2 separate regions of the Homo sapiens genome follow, and region 2 is linked to region 1. Evidence: read pairs that join two places in POLR2A ChIA-PET (ENCODE). Cell type or tissue: PC-9. All regions are shown on one strand. Links, peaks and the distances in the headings refer to the core of each region. The heading gives the core; the rest is flanking DNA.

Region 1 (10,082 bases), core at 992-8,991:
AGGAGTTCGAGACCAGCTTGGCCAATATGGCAAAACTTCATCTCTACAAAAAATACAAAAATTAGCCAGGCATGGTGGCAGCGCCTGTAATCCCAGCTACTCAGGAGGCTGAGTCAGGAGAATCGCTCAAGCCTGGGAGGCAGAGTTTGCAGTGAGCCGAGAACCCACCACTGCACTCCAGCCCTGGTGACAGAGCAAAAAAAAAGAAAGAAAAGAAGGCAGTAATTTTATCCAACACCATAATATCTGTGTTTGTTTTAAATATGTTTATTTGTAGTGTTTTAAGTGACTTAGCTCTTCAATTAATTAACTCCTTTATCCCACCTCCAAACCTCAAGTAAAAGTGAAGCCTCAAAAACATAAGCCATAATACTAATGAGCTTTCCAATACTTTCTGTCATGCCCCTGGGAATTCTCAGGGGTAGAGGATCACAGCCAGGGATAAATCACATGTAAAAAAGGGTCCCTTATATCCAGCTTTGAACCTCTAGCCTGTGGCACAGTATGAGGTACACACCTGATTCAGTGATTATTGTATGTGGAATTGACTGAAATTGAAATTGCAAGCATTCTCTGCAGTATTCAATAGGCTGCTGCCTATTTCAGTTTATTCTTGGTGTTGTTCTAACTAAAATGGAATCTCTCTTCTGTAGGGAAAGAAAGATGGAGGTTGGGCCTTAAAGAATCAAGTGTAACGTGTTTGTCCTTTTTCAGGAGTCAGCTATTGAAATCGTCTTTGTTAGTTCATTCCTCCCAACATGGAGGAGACCGGACACTTTCCTCAAGCCTCATGTCCATGGGCTTGATGATTGATGAGTCAAAGCTTCATATTCCTCGGCCGGGTGCAGTGGCTCACGCCTGTAATCCCAGCACTTTGGGAGGCCGAGGCGGGCAGATCGCGGGGTCAGGAGATCGAGACCATCCTGGCTAACATGGTGAAACCCCGTCTCTATTAAAAATACGAGAAAATTAGCCGGGCGTGGTGGCAGGTGCCTGTAGTCCCAGCTACTCTGGTAGCTGAGGCAGGAGAATGGTGTGAACCCGGGAGATGGAGCTTGCAGTGAGCCAAGATCACGCCACTGCACTCCAGCCTGGGTGACAGAGCGAGACTCTGTCTCAAAAAAAAAAAAAAGAAAAGAAAAAGAAAGCTTCATATTCCTCACCTGGAATCTGGGGATGATGATAGTACCAGCCTTATCAGGTCGTTGAGAGGAATACATGATCCTACCATTGAAAGCGCTTGACCTGCAACCTGACATAAAGTGTACACTCATTCAAAATAGCTGTTGCTACTGTTAAGTGGTTGGCCGAAGGAGCACAGAGATCATAGGATGACCCCAAATCATTTTGGCTAAAAATGCTTCGAAAATATGCCCCTGAAACTGAGGAGCAATTCTAGACAATGATTGGTCGCCTTGGTATAGAACTCTACAATTCCCACAATTAATACAATAATTTAAAATATTTTTCTATCCCTTATCTTCCCCCCAAACACACATGTGCACACACTTTTACCCATGCAGAGGAGAAAGAGTAATACCTTTTTCTCACCCATCACAAGGGTCATGGCTGATACCCTATAACAAAAGACAGATTAACAAGAGAAAAGCAAACAAATTGATTTAATGTAAGTTTTACATGGCACAGGAGCCTTCAGAAATGGAGATCCAAAGACCTAGGGAAGACTGCGTGTTTTTATGTTTGGTTTGATGAAGAATGGACAGTCTTGTACAAGTATGATTGGAGGCTGAATGCAGTGGCTCACTCCTGTAATCCCAAGGACTTTGGGAGGCCAAGGTGAGAGGATTGCTTGAGGCTGGGAGTTTGAGACCAGCCGGGGCAGCCTAGTGAGACCGCATCTCTACAAAATGAAAATTTTAAAAATTAGCTGGGTATAGTGGTGCATGCCTATAGTCCCAGATACTCAGGAGGCTGTGGCAGGAAGATTGATTGAGCCAAGGAGTTCAAGGCTGCAGTGAGCTGTGATCATACCACTGTGCTCCAGCCTGGGTGACAGAGTGAGACTCTGTCTCTATTTAAAAAAAAAAAAAAAAAAGTATGATTGGACATACAAAGGGTATGATCTAATGATAATAAACTGAGGGGGAGCTTAGCAAGGCCTGTTTGTTCAGATTCTTCTTGACCTCTCTTTGCGGCAGGCGTTTCCCCTTGGTATAAGGCAAGATACCTGTCACTTAGGGATCTTATGGCCCATTTTCAGGGGAGGTTGGTCAGAGAATTCCTTTATGGCTGGCTCTTAAACAGAAAGACTGGGGAAAGTCAAAGCTAGTGACCTGCAAGGTACCATATTTTGGGGTAACATGTTTTGCACCCCAATGCCCAGAAATAGTAAAACAGCAAAGCAGGAGGAGGTTTTACCTACAGGTCCCATGCGGTAGCCATTTCTCATCCTTACTTCGAAAGCCTGAACTTCCCCAAACAGCTTATTCTATGTGAGGCGCTGAACCCAAGCCTCCCTTGACTCAGAGCTCACCGTATGGTAGAATGGTCAGCAGCCCTAAATTCCCGTGGGCTTTAGAAGTTAGGGCTTTCCCACAGCAGGATTGCCCTGGTTGACAAACACAAGGAATCCAGAAGTTTCTCCTACCCACAGATTCCCCCATATTTCCTGGGAGAACCCAGTGCTATCTAGGAGTTCCAGAATTAGGACGAGCCATGGAGGATATCCTGTTTAAGGGAAGGCAGGCTGCTGACCAGTTATTTTCTTAACACCTTTCCATCCTTTGGCACCTACTCCAGGAAATGCCAGCCAGAGCTCTCCAATTAGCTACCATATGGATAGAGTCTATAAGAAGAAAATGTATAATCCATATCAGTTAAGTGCTCTGAAGAGCAGATCATTCCAGGGAGGGAAAGGGATAACCAGGACATGGGTTTGTCATGCTTAAAAAAAAATGATCAGAGGCGGGGCTCGGTGGCTCACACTTGTAATCCCAGCACTTTGGGAGGCCAAGGCTGGCGAATCATTTGAGCCCAGGAGTTCAAGACCAGCCTGGCCAACATGGTGCAACCCCATCTGTATACAAAATACAAAAATTAGCTGGGCAAGGTGGTGCACACCTATGGGAAGCTAAGGTAGGAGGATGACTTGAGCCCAGAAGGTTGTGGCTGCAGTGAACTGAGACTGTGGCGCTGCACTTCATCCTGGGTGATAGAGTAAGACTCCTCTCAAAAAAAATAAAAAACAAAAGATCAGTCACCTTGTACCACATTGTCTAATTTTTTCATAATGTAGTTTTACTCTATTTAATGTGATTTAAAGACCTGCATTCCTGACTATTAATCTGGTCAGGAATAAGAAACATTTAACAGGCACAATAGGAAAGTTCTCCATTCAGGAGAGTTATATAAGGTTTGGAAATACCTGCAAAAATCAGACATACTATTTGATAGTACAATAGGGTGACTATAGTCAACAATAACTTAATTGTACATTTGTGTAAATGCATTGTTTGTAACACAAAGGATAAATGGTGCCCCCCTTCTCCATTATGTGATTATTTCACACTGCATGCCTGTATCAACACATCTCATGTACCCACAAATATATATATATATATATACCTATTCTGTACCCACAAATATTAAAAATTTAAAAATTTACAAACAAAATTCTTGCAAAAGCAACCCAGAATAGGATCAAGCCTGGAGGCAGTGAAACTGTAGTGGGTAACAGATTTCATTGCCAGCTTCATGGTTGAGGCATGTGTAACAAAGGACTTATTAGCAAGAGAAAAGTGTACAAATTTACTTTTTATTTTTTGAGACAGAGTCTCGCTCTGTTGCCCAGGCTGGAGTGCAATGGCGCAACCTCAACTCACTGCAACCTCCACCTCCCAGGTTCAAGCAATTCTCATGCCTCAGTCTCCCAAGTAGCTGGGACTACAAGTGTGCACCACCACACCTGGCTAATTTTTGTATTTTTAGTAGAGACAGAGTTTTGCCGTGTTGGTCTGGAACCCCTGACCTCAAGTGATCCCCCTCCTTGGCCTCCCAAAGTGTTGGGATTACAGGCGTGAGCTACTGCTCCCAACCACGGATTTACTTAATGTAAGTTTGGGTTGACACAAGAGCTTTTGGGTGTTAACACAAGAGCCTTTGGAAAGGAAGATCCAAAGAAAGAGGTGAATGTATGTATGTTTATGCATACGTCTGGTGAAGAGCGGAACAGTCACGCAGAAGTATGATTAGAAGATAAAAGGAAGTGATCTAATGGTAATGAACTTAGGGACTCAGCGATGATTCTTTGTTCAGATTCTTCTCTATGTCCCTGTGTCTTCAGAGACAAGGATGCTCCTTTCTTCCAGGTATAGGGAGGGCATCTCTCACATTAGGGTCTTGCCACCTGCTTCAGTGGGAAAGGATAAGGGGAAAGGATAAGGGGAAGGTGCAAGAAACCTTCCTGCTTCTGCTGTTTTCTCAATGTCAAGGTATCATATTTGGGGGGTAGTATGCTCTGGACCCCATCAAAGCAATCATTGCGACCTTGTTTTCCAGTGTCATCCCCATAAGGTTAAGTTCATCACATCCCATTTGTTCACAGCCCAGGCTTCTAAGAGAAGCACATTTGGGACAGAGGGCATGGGGCCCTGAGATGGCCCTCCAACCTCAGTTAGAGGTCACACCCACACCAGGACTCTTGAGGTCCCTCAGGGGCTTGGAGAAATGCACAGGACCCAATTCACTCTGCATGTGTGACCAGAGGTGACATTTACAATGTCTGGGGTGGTGCTTACAGCAAGACCTTGGGAAGATTATGTTATTTGGTGTTTCTTTATTTATCTTTTTGAGACAGGATCTCACTCTGTCACCCAAGCTGGAATGCCTGGTAGTGCAATCATAGCTCCCTGTGGCCTCAGACTCCTGGGCTCAAACGATCTTCCTGCTCAGCCTCCTGAGTAACTGGTACTACAGGCATGTGCCACCACACCCAGTTAATTTTAAATTTCTTTTTGGAGAGATGGAGTCTTGCTATGTTGCACAGGCTGGTCTTAAACTCCTGGGCTTAAGCAATCTTCCCATCTCAGCCTCCTGAGTAACTGGGACTATGGGCATGTGCCACCATGCCCAGTTAATTAAAAAAAATTTTTTTGAGAGACGGGGTCTTGCTATGTTGCCCAGGCTAGTCTTAAATTCCTGGGCTTGAGCGATCTTCCCACCTCGGCCTCCCCCTCCTGAAGTGCTGGGATAACAGGCATGAGCCACCACACCTAACCTAAGCTTACATTATTAATGGCTAAAAAGCTCTAGCTTCTTAAGGTTCCCTCAGTAAAGATACAAATCTTATAACTCTGATTTTATAGGAGTCCTGCGGACTTATCTGGAGAGAAAATTTGCTATGAAGCAACAGTCAGATACAAGATGTTATACCAGTGTTCAATTTCAATAGCTGCTTCAGAAGCTGTTCCTCCCTGATCCAAATGTAGCCCTGTGTAGACAATGGGGTCTTTGCTGTCCTATCTCTGGCGATCTGTCCTGCTCAGCTATAAACACAGCGTTAGATGTTTCTTCATCTTCCCCATGGTCAGGTCAGATAATACTTATCTTCCTTTATCTGTGGGGGAGAACTCTCTAAATTGTTGCTATCTAACCTGAACATGAACAATGGCTTAAATTGTTTCTTCTTGAGGAAATAAACGAGCTGCGCCATGCAGAACTGCGCTAATCCAGATAACTCCATCTGGGTCAACAGTAAATGAGGAAAGTGCTCAGTTCTTAACATTTGACAGTTAGAGCAGATCACAGTACTCAAGGATTTTTTTTTTTGTATGAACTCCATCTGCAGCGTTTTCTACACACACACACACACACACACACACACACACACACACACACACAAAGCAGTCACGTGCATGTTCATGTACTTTGGTTTCTTCATTTGGAGATAATTTAAAATAGGCCAGGTGCGGTGGTTCACACCTGTAACCCCAGCACTTTGGAAGTCTAGGTGGATGGATCACCTGTGGTCAGAAGTTTGAGACCAGCCTGGCCAACATGGCGAAACCCCATCTCTACTAAAAATACAAAACTTAGCCAGATGTGGTGGCGCACACCTGTAATCCCAGCTACTCAGGAGGCTGAGGCATGAGAATCACTTGAACCCGGCAGGCAGAGGTTGCAGTGAGCTGAGATCACACCCCTGCACTCCAGCCTGGGTGACAGAGTGAGACTCCATCTTAAAAAATAAAAATGAAAAATAATCTCCAAGGAGCCTATAAATACATTACCAAACCTATGAAACCTTTCCCACCAATCTTGGCCTTCATTTCCCTCCTCTCCCCTCCCCTCCTCTCCCCTCCCCTCCTCTCCCCTCTCCTCCCCTCCCCTACCCCACCCCACCACTCCCCTTCCTTCATCCCTTCCTTCCTTCCCCTTGCTATGTTGCCCAGGCAGACCTCAACCTCCTGGCCTCAAGCCATCCTCCCACCTTAGCCTCCTAAGTCACTGGGACTACGGACACTTGCCACTCCACCTGACCTCTGGCCTTTATTTTCACTCTGCTGAACTCCCAAACCAGGTGTGTCTACAGCTCACTTTGTCCTTAGCACAGGCAGCCTCTTTTCTTTGTTTTGGGGGTTGTTTTTGGAGACAGTCTCGCTCTGTCAACCAGACTGAAGTGGAATGACATGATCACAGCTCATTGCAGCCATGATCTTCCCATCTCAGCCAGGCTCAAGCGATCCTCCTGCCTCAGCCTCTGCAGTAGCTGGGACTATAGGCATGCACCACCTATAGTCACACCCAGCCAATTAAATTTTTTTTTTTTTTTTTTTTTTTTTAGAGAGAAGAGTCTCAGTATGTTAGTCAGGCTGGTCTCTCAAACTCCTGACCTCAAGTGATCCTCCAGCCTTGGCCTCCCAAAATACTGGGATTAGAGGCATGAGCCACAGTGTCCAGCCCGTGTCTTTATTTCTATTGTATATGACTGTTCTTCTCTGTACGAGGATAACAAGTCCCCAGTCTTATCCCTCCATGCTCCTTCCAAGTGCTGGAGGCCAAGAGGAGAATGAGGCTGTCTTCCTCCTCTCCTGGTCCCCTCCCTGCCAGGCCACCCTGGGTGGGCTGTATTCTTCCAGGGAAGGCAGATTCCTCCAGGCAACCCTCCCCTTGACTCTCTCTCTGGGCTGGGGAATGAGCTTTCTCCTCTTGCTCCTTCAGGCCTAGGAGAAGTAAGAGTCCCTGTCCCTGGACTGCAGCATCCCTGGAAGTATGATCAAAACCCTGTCCAGTCCCATGGAAACTCTGCAGTGCCTTTTATTAAGCTTCCTGTATTTCCAGCTACAAGATGCCATGTCTTCTTAATCCAGACCCTGACCGAGAAAACCATTAGGAGATGGCTCAGGAGTATTTCTCCTTGTTCCAGCTGAAGCCCAAATCATCCTTCAATGATGGCTCTGACTCTGCAGGTTGCCCAAGACAAGGAACCCAGAAAACAGGGCTTTTGTGGACGAGGCAGCCATGAACCTGCCCTGTCTCGAAGGTTCTTTGGGGATTAATTGTTGGGACTGGGGATAAGCGTTTCTGTTTCAGGACTTCTACCTCCAGAAAAGAACAGAGGGAGGTTGGAATCAGAGGGCAACAGAGCCACTAAGATAATATGTGAAAATGCTCCCAGGAAAGTCAGAATATGGGAAAATCTGATGACAGCGAGATACTGAATGAGAATTGTTTTTAATCCGCCAGGAAAGGAAGTGGCTCTGGGGAGAGCCACTGAGGAGCAAATCTTTTAGGTGAAATGTGCTAAGAAAGGGAACTTAGGAAAGGTTTTGCTTTGGTTTTTGTTAGTTTTTACAAAGAACTAGGGCTTTGCTGATTATGTCATTGAAAAAATATGTATTGGCTGGGCGCAGTGGCTCACGCCTGTAATCCCAGCACTGTGGGAGGCTGAGGCAGGAGGATCGCTTGAGGCCAGCAGTTTGAGACTATTCTGGGCAGCACAGCAAGATTCCATGTCTACAGAAATTTTTTTTTACATAATTATCCAGGTGTGGTGGTGTGCACCTGTAGTTCCAGCTAGTGGGAGGCTGAGGCAGGAGGACTGCTTGAACCCAGAAGTTCAAGGCTGCAGCAAGGTATGATTGCACCACTGCACTCCAGCTGGGGTGACAGAGTGAGACCCTGTCTCAAAACACACACACACACACACACACACACACACACACACTGCCCTCACAAGTTGGAGCATACTTACATTAAAGGCTTTATTGTTACCTGATTTGAATTAATTAGGCATCCTGTGTTTTCCCTGGCAACCCCACCCAACGCGCAGTGTCTCTGGTCACAGTGCCTGGAAGGAGCACATTGGGGCCTCACAGCTTCCAGGCAATTGCACAGGAGGCAGCTCAAAACAGTAATCAATCTTGGGAAATTTTCCTGATTTCTGTTTTCATGTTTACATTTTTATTAGAAAACAAAAAGCATTGCCAAAAGTGGATGTTTACAATTGCTTGGGGGTAAAATATTACTATGATTCCTGATTCTTGCTGTACCAAGTATCGGGGATGATTAGGGAGAAGAAATCCAAGAATGCTTTCATTGGAAATTCAGGAAAAAGTTTACACCTTGAAGAGGGCAAGGCTGACGTTCATATGCAGCCTTTTGACTCTCTCGCCCCCTAGTGGCCATATGCCTAAACAGGGGTTTGCGTTCCTGCTGGTGACAGTTGCGTCCCCTTGGACTTCTCCATTGCACTAACTCTGCAGTAAGTGAAGTAATAATAAAATACATAGGAAGGTGAAGGTCCAGGCATATCTAAGCCCCAAAACCAGTCTGAGCGGTGCGTAGAGACAGGGCCGAGGTGCAGATGCTGCGCTGCTCCCCTGTAGCCTCCAGCTGTTTTATGGGGCTCCTGGGCTAATAGGGGAAAATCTGGCTTCACACCCTGGGGATTGAATCTGCCTAGAGTTGGTTGCCTTTATTTACACTCATTTACCCAACAAATATTTCTGGAGTGCCTACTATATGCCAGGCACCGTGCCAGGTGCTAAGCATCATTACACTTCACATCCTTCACTACGATATGGAGTTAAACGAAAGAGTTTGCACAGAGTTCTAGAAATTGTACCCAAAGCAAACTGAACACACAGCTAGGCACAGGCAGAAATTTGAGAACTGTGAGGGGATCTATATAACCAATGACCTTTTAGTTAAACTAATATCCCTGCCACATCCTTTCTTTATAACTCATATATACACGGTTTCAGCATCTTTTTTGATAAATGGTCATTAGACTTCTTGACAACTATTTATAATTCGGCACCCAGTAATCAATCAGAGTTGCATATGGTACAAAATTAATGCCATGTGATGTGCCTGGAGCCATTTCTGACTTATGGAAAAAAGATGGTGTTGGCAGAATGTTGAATTTTCATCCCTGTTTCTAGAACGTGCAATGCTGACTTGCTGACATTGAAAGAATGTACCAACAGAAACCTATTAGAGCAGTGAACTTGTTTTGGAAATAGTTGGGTTGGGCCTATTTGTGGTAGCACTGACCAAAGTCAATCAGGGAAAAGAACTGAGGCGGAATGTTGAAACATAACCTGAGTTTGTTCAGCAGTCTGGAGCATCTCCCAACTTCCACTACCCTATGTGCAATTTAATTTCTACATCCTGCCAATTTTACTTCCTGAGTATTTCTCAAAGCTTTGCCTTCTTTTTATCTTTATAATTCCCTTAGTTTCAAATCTCACATATTTTTTCCTGAATTACTGTAACAGAAACTTTATTGTAATCTCTTTTCCTGCTTCTCTCAAATCCATTCTCCACACAGATTTATCTCAAACACAAATCTGATCATGTCCTTAGTCTGCTATTGTCTTGTTCATGACTCCATGGTGCTTGCAGGACACAGTTCAAGCTTTTTGTGCATGAAATGCATGGACCTGACACCTGTCCTGGTGCGCGGAATGCATGGGACGGATAGTTGTCCTGCCACATCCACCATCATTCCATCATCTTTCCTATCACATCCCTCCTGGGGTTTTGCAGGTGCTCTGAATTGGTCTGTGAGCCTATTGAGTGAATATCCAAACATATGCATCCACCTCTGTGCTGTGTTG
Region 2 (10,082 bases), core at 933-8,932, 290 kb after region 1:
TTCTCATTTTATGAGGATTCAATGTTACTATGTTGGTAACTTTTAGGGGTGAGATGGATCCTTGGTTAAACAGTTGATCAAATGAAAGTCTAAATTCAGATTTATGTCATTGAAAAATGTTCACTGCGACTGGAAGACCTTTGAAGATTTCCTAAACCATGATTTATCCTCCTAGAGGACAGTCAGTTTGAATGATGGGAAAAGAAGGATTACTTGCTTTCCTTTCTTGCTGGTATAGTAAAAAGTGAGCCACATCAGCGATATCCTAAGTAGTTACAGTTAGCATCTCGGTAAAGCAGAGTTTCTTAACCTCTGTACTGTTGTCAGTTTGGGCCTGATAATTTGCTGTAGGGGGCTGTCCTGTGCATTGTAGGATGTTGTCTTAGTCCATTCTGTGTTGCTATAAAAAATACCTGAGACTGGGTACTTTGTAAAGAGAAGAGGTTTATTTAGCTCATGGTTCTAGAGGCTGAGAAGTTCTAGGGCATGGCCCTAGCTTCTGGCAAGGCCTTTTGTGCTGCATCATAGCATGGCAGAGAAGGTCAAGGGAGAAGTGAACCCAGGCAAAGAGGGAGAAATCTGAGGGGGGTCTGGTTTCCTAACAACTCACTCTCATGGGAACAAATTCATTACTGATAGAATGAATCCAATCTCTTAAAAGCGAGAGCAAGAAATCACTCACTACATTGAGAACAGCATGAGGCCCTTCATGAGGGATCTGCCCCCATAACCCAAACACCTTCCACTAGGCCCCACCTCCCAGCACTGCCACGTGGGGGATCACATTTCAACATGAGTTTTAGTGGGGACAAACCATATCCAAACCGTAGCAGATGTTTAGCAGCATCTCTGGCCTCTACCCACTGGAAGCCAGTAGCAAATACCAACTACCAATCCTGACCTAGCCAGGATAATCAAAGACATCTCTAGATATTGTAATGCCCTGCCCAGGGGGGCAAAATGCCCCAGCTTAGAAACGTTGCTCTAAAGGAAATTTGAACTTTTTCTACTTTTAATAAAATAGAGAAATGAAAGAATACCCCATGTTCAAGCAATGTAAATTGTGACATTCGTAAGGCAAGGACCAGGACAGTTATTACCTCCATTCTGCCCTCCTCCTCGTGATAAAGCAACTCATTATTGATAGAGCTTGCTATGACTACCTTCAGGTCAGTCAATCTGCTCATCAACCAGTTGTTCAGAGGCAGTAACTTGTAATGGACTTCCAAGCCAGAGTGCCTGGGTTCAAATCCCAGTTCTAACACTTGCCAGCAGATGGGACCTTTGACAAAGTACCGAATCTTGCTCTGCCTCCATTTGCTCAACTGTGACATAGAGATAATAATAGTATCTACCCCACAGGATGCAACAACTCATTACAGTTCAGTGTGTTATGGCAGCCTGGGATATACTAAGTGGCTGAGAGTTTCTAGTTTGAGCAAAGCACTCTACTAAGTGCTACTAAAGAGGAATGTAAATACACAGAGTTGGCAAGGATGAGGAACTCCCCGAAGAAGCAGGGAGAGACATTTCTGAATATAATATCAGAAAACACGTAAGGTGAGCAAGGGTGAGAGAATTAAACTAAATGTGAACACAGAATAGAATGAGCTGGGCTTACAGATCCAAATTAGAATGTTTAGAGTATCAAAACTGCTTCGAAGTTCATTTCAGGAAAGTAGCCAGGGTTGCACATCTGCTTGGGTCCAGGGGCAAAAAGACAAGCTAGGTTCAGGGCATCCTTTTAAAACTGCATCTGAGCTATAAGACTGAAGATAAGACAGCTAAGCCAGGTATGCGTGAAATCATTAGGTTATCTGTTTTGATGCCTAATAGTGCTTGACTGATTCAGCTCTTGTCTGAATTGCTTTTTCATGTAGCTGTAATTATGGATCAATAAATGTTTATTGAGCTGCTCTTATGTGCTTAGCTGTGGACTGGAGGATTTGCTGCATACAAAGAAACTGAGATATGGTTCCCATACACCAGGAACATAAACCATGAAGACAGTCATAAAATATTAAAAGCTTAATATAAACATATAAGCTTTGTCACGGTTTAAGTACAGGAAGCTTCGGAGTTACAAATGCCTACTGAATACCTGTTTTTGAGAAACAACCACAATCATTGAATTTCACACGTGATATTTCTTTTGGCTTTGGTGATGCCCAGGGATGCTCTTCTTGTCATTCCTGAGAGTGACAATGTCTCCTTGTGAGTCAGAGAGGAGAGAAGGGGACATGCCAAGTCACATGGCACCCCCAGAGGCTTGAGCTCCAGAGAAAGATCTCTTCCCAGCTTCCCAAAGTCCAGCTTGGAAGTCAGGACACGTTTTCCTTGAAAACAATGAGGAACGACGACAGGACTAATAATACATTGTAGGTTAAAGAGGCTTCCATGGGCCAGCTGGAAATCCAACCACCATTTATTCCAAGTTCTAAACAATGAAAGTACAAGTAAACTTTTCAATGACAAGCCTGCCATAATTTGGGGTCTGCTTGTACATAATTAATTCCAAAGAAGTGATACAGACGGTAATTGCTATGAATTCAGAAAAGGGAACATTTTCCCAAAGTTATGTGGGTCTCAGAGCCTTCTTGAGAACATTGAGATGGTCTAGAATTGAGGGCATGTACGTAATGAAAAGATGTCATTTGGGAAAGACCAACTAGTCTCTATCCAAAATTTGCTATACTTTTACCATCATGGTACCTATAAAAATGACATCTCGATATGATGTTTTGCCAGTCTCAGAAATCAAGTGCTGACCAACTGAATTGTTATTTCGTTCACAGGAGTGGAATTTCATGGTTAAGTCATATTTGCTAGTTATTCCTTAGACTCCTGAGTTCAGGCATCAGATACTTGATAAACATACTAGACCAACTAACAGATTTATGCAGCTAGCTCTATTCTTACACCAGGGATACTCTGTCAGAAATGCCAATGGAATAGCAGCCACAAGGTCTGTGTGCTACTTTAAACAAATCAATATCTCAAAAGGAAAAGGCGTCGTCTGTCACTAATTAGATCAAATTAAAATGTGCTGCTGTATCTCCTTTGAATATTCATGAGGTGCTCTCAATCAGAAGCCCTAAGTCTGAGACCAGAAACTTAAGCCAGAAAAAACTAAATACTGTGAGATTCAGATAACTCGGTCCTTTGCCAACTAGAACTTCAAAGAGAAGAGGAATAGCTTAGGTGCAGAGTAAGCCTCCTGAAAAGATGACAAAATCAGCTTAATGCAGAATCGTGGGGTTCCCACCCAACCTAAAGATGGATCGTCAAAATAGCCCAGGAGCTGATAATCCTAGACTCTGTTGACACACAGGACACATAGTTTAGCCTCTCTTGTGATTTACTTGTCCTTCTGTCTGGCGGAAACCATGGAGATTACACTTGTCCTTATTTGAATTCTGGACTTCATTTTTCATGAATGAAGTGATTCAAAAAATACAGCTGGGTCTAAGCATGAATTCTAACTTTCAAAAATCACAGATCTTAAAAAGTCTGTATTGAACTGGGTGCAGTAACTCATGCCTGTAATTCCAGCATGTTAGGAGGCTGAGGCAGGAGGGCCACTTGAGCCCTGGAGTTCAAGACCAGCCTGGGCAACAGAGTGAGATCCCATCTCTACAAAAGACTTTTTGAAAAATTAGGTGTGGTGGCACATGCTTGTAGCCCTAGGTGCTCAGGAGGCTAAGGTGGAAGGATCACTTGAGCCCAGGAGTTGGAGGCTGCAGTGAGCTATGATTGCACTACTGCACTCCAGCCTGGGCAACAGAGCAAGATCCTGTCTCAAAAAAAAAAAAAAAAAAAGTCTGTATATACTCATGCAGGGCCAACTTGTATCACCAGTAAATACTTCCTCTGTCTCCTTGTCCATCCTCAAAGCTAAAGAGACCTTGGAGAATACTGGGTCCTAATAGCTGACTTTACAGCAGGAGAAACAGCAAGGAGACTTCCTAAAGGTCCAAGGATGGGAGCTACTCTAGTTAAATGACATTTCGCTATCCTGCTGCCTTAAGGGTGGCTCCAGCCATTGCTCTTGACCTCACAGCCACCCACTGGGCCACTCCACCTCCATCTCTCACCTGACTTGCTACAGTGGTCTCCCAAAAGGTCTCCCCACTCAGTCCCTGCCCACCTTCCGCCTGTTCTCATTGGGGAGGCCAGAGTGACCCCGTTAAAACGTGAGACCTTTCATGTCGAGCCTCAGCTCAGGACTCGCCGTGGCCCCCCTCACATTTTGTCTTTGCAAGCACAAGTAACTAAGACAAAACAAAAAGGAAATGCACTAGAGAGACCAAATATAGCAAATGTTTTTTTCTTTTCCCTAAGAGTCATTATTTTATTTCTTTTGAGTCCGCCCTAAGATTTACAGCTCTAAAGCAGGCGAGAGTGGGGAGTTCATTTCCACAGTCACCATGAGGTCCACTCAAGAGACCATCTCTCCTGACACCGTCTCTCATTTGAAGGTAAATTAGCTGGCCGTGTTCAGCTGGCCCATAACATGAAGCAACTGCTATTCCTACCTGTTTGTACCTGTGCAAAAAATGAGATGTCAATTCCAGAACACAAATGTTCCAGATTAGCCTCAGGGAAGAGAAAGAAAATGCAAAACAGGTGATTTCATAAAGCAGGGTGTAGGCTTGCCCTGGGGAGTGGCGGCTCTAGGCACCCAGCAGAGAGCCAACAGGAAGTGAAGTGCCTCACCCTAGATGTGAGTCACTAAGGGAGGCAGCTCAGTGCCACAGAGAGCCCTGGATCCGAGAAAGCCTGCAAGCTAATTGATCTGTTTCCCTAAGAAAAGCCCTGCCTGGCTAAGCCTCAGTGTCTTTTGTCCTAATAAGGGGATGATAATCTACTCAAGAGTTCTGTGCAATTTTTATTTTTATTTTTATTATATTTATGTGTATATATATGTATATATGTATATGTGTGTGTATATATATATAGATATACATATATATTGATATACATATATATAGATAGATAGATATACATATATATATATATATATTTTTTTTTTTTTTTTTTTTTTTGAAACAGTCTCGCTCTGTTGCCCAGGCTGGAGTGCAGTGGCATGATCTCGGCTCACTGCAACCTCCGCCTCCCGGGTTCAAACAATTCTCCTGCCTCAGCCTCCCAAGTAGCTGGTATTACAGAAGCCCACCACAGTAGCCCAGCTAATTTTTTGTATTTTTAGTAGAGACAAGGTTTCACCATGTTGGCCAGGCTGGTTTTGAACTCCTGACTTCAAGGGATCCGCCCACCTCGGCCTCCCAAAGTGCTGGGATTACAGGTGTGAGCCACCGTGTATGGCCTATTTTTATTTTTCAATGTATTATTATTTTAGAGATGTGGTCTTGCTCTGTCACCCAGGCTGGAACGCAGTGGTGCAATCATAGCTCACTGCAGCCTCGAACTCCTGGGCTTAAGCAAGCCTCCCCCACCTCAGCCTCCCAAAATTTGGGGATTACAAGTGTGAGCCACTGTGCCTGGCAGAGGGACAAGTTCTGTGCAATTTAAATGAAAATAGCTATTAGATCACTTTGTGTACTGGACAGTTTTCTATGAATAAATTTTTCATTGACATAAAACCATGAAGCCATAGAGTTGTGCCAGCCCTTCGGATCTGAGGGGGGTTGTGTCCTTATTCCTGACTTGGGGCTGTTTCCTGGTCCCATCCAGAACAGCCTACACAGAAAGTGAATTGTGAAATAGATTAAAGGCTGCCTGGAGCCTTCCCTAAGTGCATTTGCTGTGCTGGGCAGAGCACTGCTAGAACCTGGGAAGCCAATTGTGCATGCGGGGAACACCAGGCCTGGGTGGGACTGAGCTTGGACCTCCTGGTTGGACCTGCCCGCTTTTTTTTTTTTTTTTTAATAGCTTCATTCAAGATCACAGACCCAGAATGGGAAGAGCTATGGGATTTATGTAAATCCCTTCCAACCAGAAACTTATGTAATTCCAGGATTCTAAGTGAGGCTGGATTTCTGTGGGTAGTGGGTGTGAGAGAATGGGTACCCCTGTTTAACAAGGGGTAGGGGCCTTCTGAGACTGTTTCCTCTACAGAGTAAGGGTTCGTTCAGCCTTTTCCGTGGCCTGCCAAGAACTCAACTCCATGTTCCCTCACTTCCTGTAATTGACCTTGTCCAGGACTTTCTGACCTTGGAGAATTCACCTTTGCTCTTTCTGCTGCTTCGTGCATTCTTCCACCAAATGTCTAACTGACTGGCTCCTCTCCAAACTCAAGGCTTTGCCAAATGCCACCAGCTCAGGGAGGCCTTTCCTGGCCATGACACTTGAAGTTGCAACACTCCCCCGCAGTCTCCCGTGCCCCAGATGTAAGTTCCATGAGGGCAAGCCCTGTGCTTTTACCACCATATCCCCAGCATCTTGAGCTGTGCCTGGCCCAAGAAATATTTGTTGAATGAATGAATTTAAAGGGATATCATGAAGGCTTACACATCCTCAATGGTTTACAGGTTATAATGTGCTTCGCTACACATTTTTCTCATTTGCCCTCATTTTGATGTCTCTGTAGGGTGACAGCCTTTGGGACAGGTAAGGCAGTTGTTTTCCCAATTCGATGGTTAAGGAGCGGAGACCCAGAGACGTTAAGTGACTTCTGAGTGGAGATTTGTATCTCCCCGTGGATGTCTGTTAATGAACTTGAATGCAGCATGCCCAAAAATAAAGTCCTATCTTCCCCACATCAGGTAACAACAGCTTCATTCATCTAGTCACTCAGGCCAAAAGTCTTGGTGTCATCTTGATTGCTGTCTCCCCAACCCTGCGTTTGGACACCCAGACCCAGAGAACAGTAAGATCTGTACTCAGAGGTTTCCTGGCTCCAGCCATTGCTCTCGACCTCACAGCTACCCATTGGGCCAAGCCACCTCCAGCTCTCACCTGACTTGCTGCAGTGGTCTCCCAAGAGGTCTCTCCACTCAGTCCCTGCCACCTTCAGCCTGTTCTCAGTGGAGGGGGCCAGAGTGACCCTGTTAAAACATGAGACCTTTCACGTCCAACCTCAGCTCAGACTTCCCCATGGTTCCTATCACACTCAGGGTCAAAGTGAGAGTCCCTAAGATGACACACAAGTAGGGAGAATGCCCTTCTCGGCTGGACTGGGACAGCTCCAGGGTATCCCTATTGTCCTTGTACAATACTTGCAATGACCAATGGCTCCCCTGTCCACTTTCTGAAGTATCCTGGTGTGGAGAATAAATGATTTGATTCCCCTCGCCACAAGCCCTGGACAGGTCAACCGTCTGCCCCTCTGACATCATTTCAATCACCCTCCCCTTCCTTCCTTCACTGCAGGCACACTGGCCTCCCCAGCTCTCCTCAGTACTGCCAGGCATGCTCCTGCCTTGGGCAGAGTGTATATGTGTGAGTGCACCTGCCCTTCCCACAGCCTAGAACGTTCCTCCTCCAGACAGCACACATGGCCTGCTCTCTCACTTCCTTAAGGTCTTTATTCAAAAGTGACTTTCTCAGTGAAGCCCTGTCTGCTCACCCTGCGTAAAATTTCAGCTCTTCTTTCTATCTCTCTTCCCAGATTTTTTTTTCTCCTTCATGTTCGTTGGTGTCTAAGGTTTATCATCTATTTCGCTAATGGTCAGTAGAATGTAACCTCCACGTAAGCAAGGAGTTTTGTCTGTTTTGTTCATGTCTATGTCCTTAGTGCCTGGAGCATTCCCTAGTATGCAGTAGGTGCTCAATAAATGTCAGTTGGATTAATGGCTGAAAGAAAGGTCACCGCTGTAAGGATGGAGTCAGAGAACAAACACAGTTAATTCCTGGTCCACTGTTTTTGCTTCCACTAAATTGTATTTGGTCTACGGCTTCTCCGCTTGCCCTGGAACCCTGCTCAGAACACTGCTCCCTTCTCCTTCTTCTTCTCCCTCCGGATAAATTCTGCCATTCTTTTCAGCATCATTCACATCTCACCTATTATAAGAACTTGTTCTTCCGCAGCCTATTGCTCCGTCTCCACCATCCAGGAGTACCTTATTGATAGCACTGAGCACAGAGGAACCCCACAGAATTCTGGCTGGGCTGTAGCCACCATGCCCACCCAAGCCAAGTCATCCGAAGCCTAGGATCAGGAAGAAAGGCATCAGCATCACTGACTCTCAGCGCCCGTCATGGTGCTCACGCACAAAGTGATGGTGGAAGTGAACTGAAATTGACATGATAATCAATCGTCTCCCGAGGCCATGAAGAAAATAAACAGCATCCCTAGGAGTATGTGAAGAACTATTTATTAGAGAGAATACCATCATCGCCACAGCATTCCCTTTCCACATCTCATTGCCAGTTTTCATTCTGTCAACACCTCAGTGAATTTATGAAGAAAGATTAGAAATAGCTTTTTCCTCTAGATCCTTGTAAATGGAGCTTCATTTTTGCCTGTTTTTTTTACAGGTATCCTTAAATGTGTCTGTCTTCCTGCACTGTAAGTGAAATGCAGAACATTTTAGATGAGCCCCTTTGTTAGGTTACAGACTCTTTCCTGACTTGGGAAAAGTGCCTAATGAGAAGGTTTCCCCCAACTCTGTCTCCTTGAAGATTACCAGAAGGAGAGGACATAGGAAGAAATAGAAGGGGCACAAGGGGCCTTTTCTTCTCATTTATTACCCTCCTCTGTCATTCAGAAAGCAACGTCAGTATAGCATGGGAACAGCAAGGCTGAAAAATAGCCCAGATGCAATGGGGTTCAGTTGGGATAATGTTGAAAGTATTCAGGGTCCAACCTGGGTAAGAGGCAGGAGAAATGACCAGAGACTGTTCAGACAGTATCGAAGGTGGAGAAAGCAAGGCCAGGCTACAGATAAAGAAATAGTTTGTATGAATAAGAGAAATGAAGACAACAAAAAATCGCCATACTTAGAGGGGGTCTTGGAGTTTCAGATCTAGACAGTAACACCATTCTGAGTTAGAACTCAAGGTCAGAGGATGGCTGTAAAGATTTTGAGGCTGTATAGTGCCAAATTTCTGTAGGGGTTGTAAGTATGGATGTTGAAGCTACAAAGGATGGCAGCTGGGGTATGGTGGATGGGAGCACCAGGGATGGGAGGGGATTTCCTGGGTAGTGGTAGGGAACTTAGGGATGAGATAGTCAAGAATTCCAAAGCAGGGGAGATACTGAGACATTAGACGAAACAAAATATTGAAGTGCTTTTTAGGGGAGACAGAACGTAGCCAGTCTTCTTGCTCATGCCATAAGCACAGGGCCCGGGGAGAAGAAATGGCAGCCCTGACTGCCCACTACACCAGTGTCTCCCAAATAGATCTAAATGTGTCAATGAGAAGTTAAATGTATTGGGAGTTTGGGGAACAATGTCTTTAGTTACACAGCTTTTCCACCAATAGGTTAACTTCTGGCAGAAATAGAAAGGTCATTGCTTAGAGTCACATTTGAAGCTTTACCACAAATTCAGACAATTTAAATTCCTTTGTTTTGTTGAACTCGTCTGAAAACAGTCTTTAATTACTTTGGGTTTTTTTTTCCTCATACCAGAGTCAGGGCATGAACAAACAAGGGCATAGCCTCGCTTTAAACCTGTTCACTATTGCATCCTGGAAAAATGCCTTCGGCACTGCCAAGATCAAAGAGTTTTAGTTCAGGTAGATTGCTCCTAGAAAAAAGGAAATTGACATTGTCAAAGAAAGGCATGCCTGGGAAAGGGGATGCAGTGCCTCTGCTGTGTCCACGGCAGCTAGCATGTTACCTAGCACGTATTAAGGGCTCAAAAATATTTGTTGATTGACTCTTTGGCCATGTAACACTTTCTGGGGTGGGGAGAGAGATGACAGGGAATGAGCAGGAATACAAAGAAAAAAATTGCAAAATTTAGAACTAGAAGCAAATGGCGGAACCACCTAGTAGGGACTCTCAGAAGGCCAGAATACTGCAGTTGTTACTGACTACAGTGGGTTGAGGCTGCAGTGAGCTATGATCATTCGTGCTGTACTCCAGCCTGGGAACAGAGTGAGACCTTGTCTCAAAAAAAAAAAAAGTTCTATAAATGGAGTCACTGGCTAAAAATCATCCCCTAACTGGTTAG

Evidence for each region. ChIA-PET counts read pairs that join two places held together with the same protein. Peaks named below come from ENCODE experiments on the same cell type or tissue, not always from the same donor. Only the 100,000 strongest peaks of a DNase experiment are listed, where the experiment ranks them.
Region 2: POLR2A ChIA-PET joins it to region 1 with 14 read pairs; 2 of 35 experiments call an interaction of 5 or more read pairs at or near these places.

Annotation. Positions count from the first base shown.
Region 1 is chr10:24,187,988-24,198,069 of GRCh38, forward strand. It overlaps a transcript of KIAA1217 not described here. Among named protein-coding and RNA genes, the nearest start is that of KIAA1217, 16 kb to the right of the region's middle. In PC-9, for the core only: CTCF peaks have their summits at 8,676 (motif pointing left) and 8,895; no DNase peak of the experiment used is centred there.
Region 2 is chr10:24,479,220-24,489,301 of GRCh38, forward strand. The region is part of intron 6 of KIAA1217; the gene reads left to right. Among named protein-coding and RNA genes, the nearest start is that of MIR603, 210 kb to the left of the region's middle. In PC-9, for the core only: no CTCF peak of the experiment used is centred there; a DNase peak (open chromatin) is centred at 4,682; H3K27ac peaks cover 1,948 bases.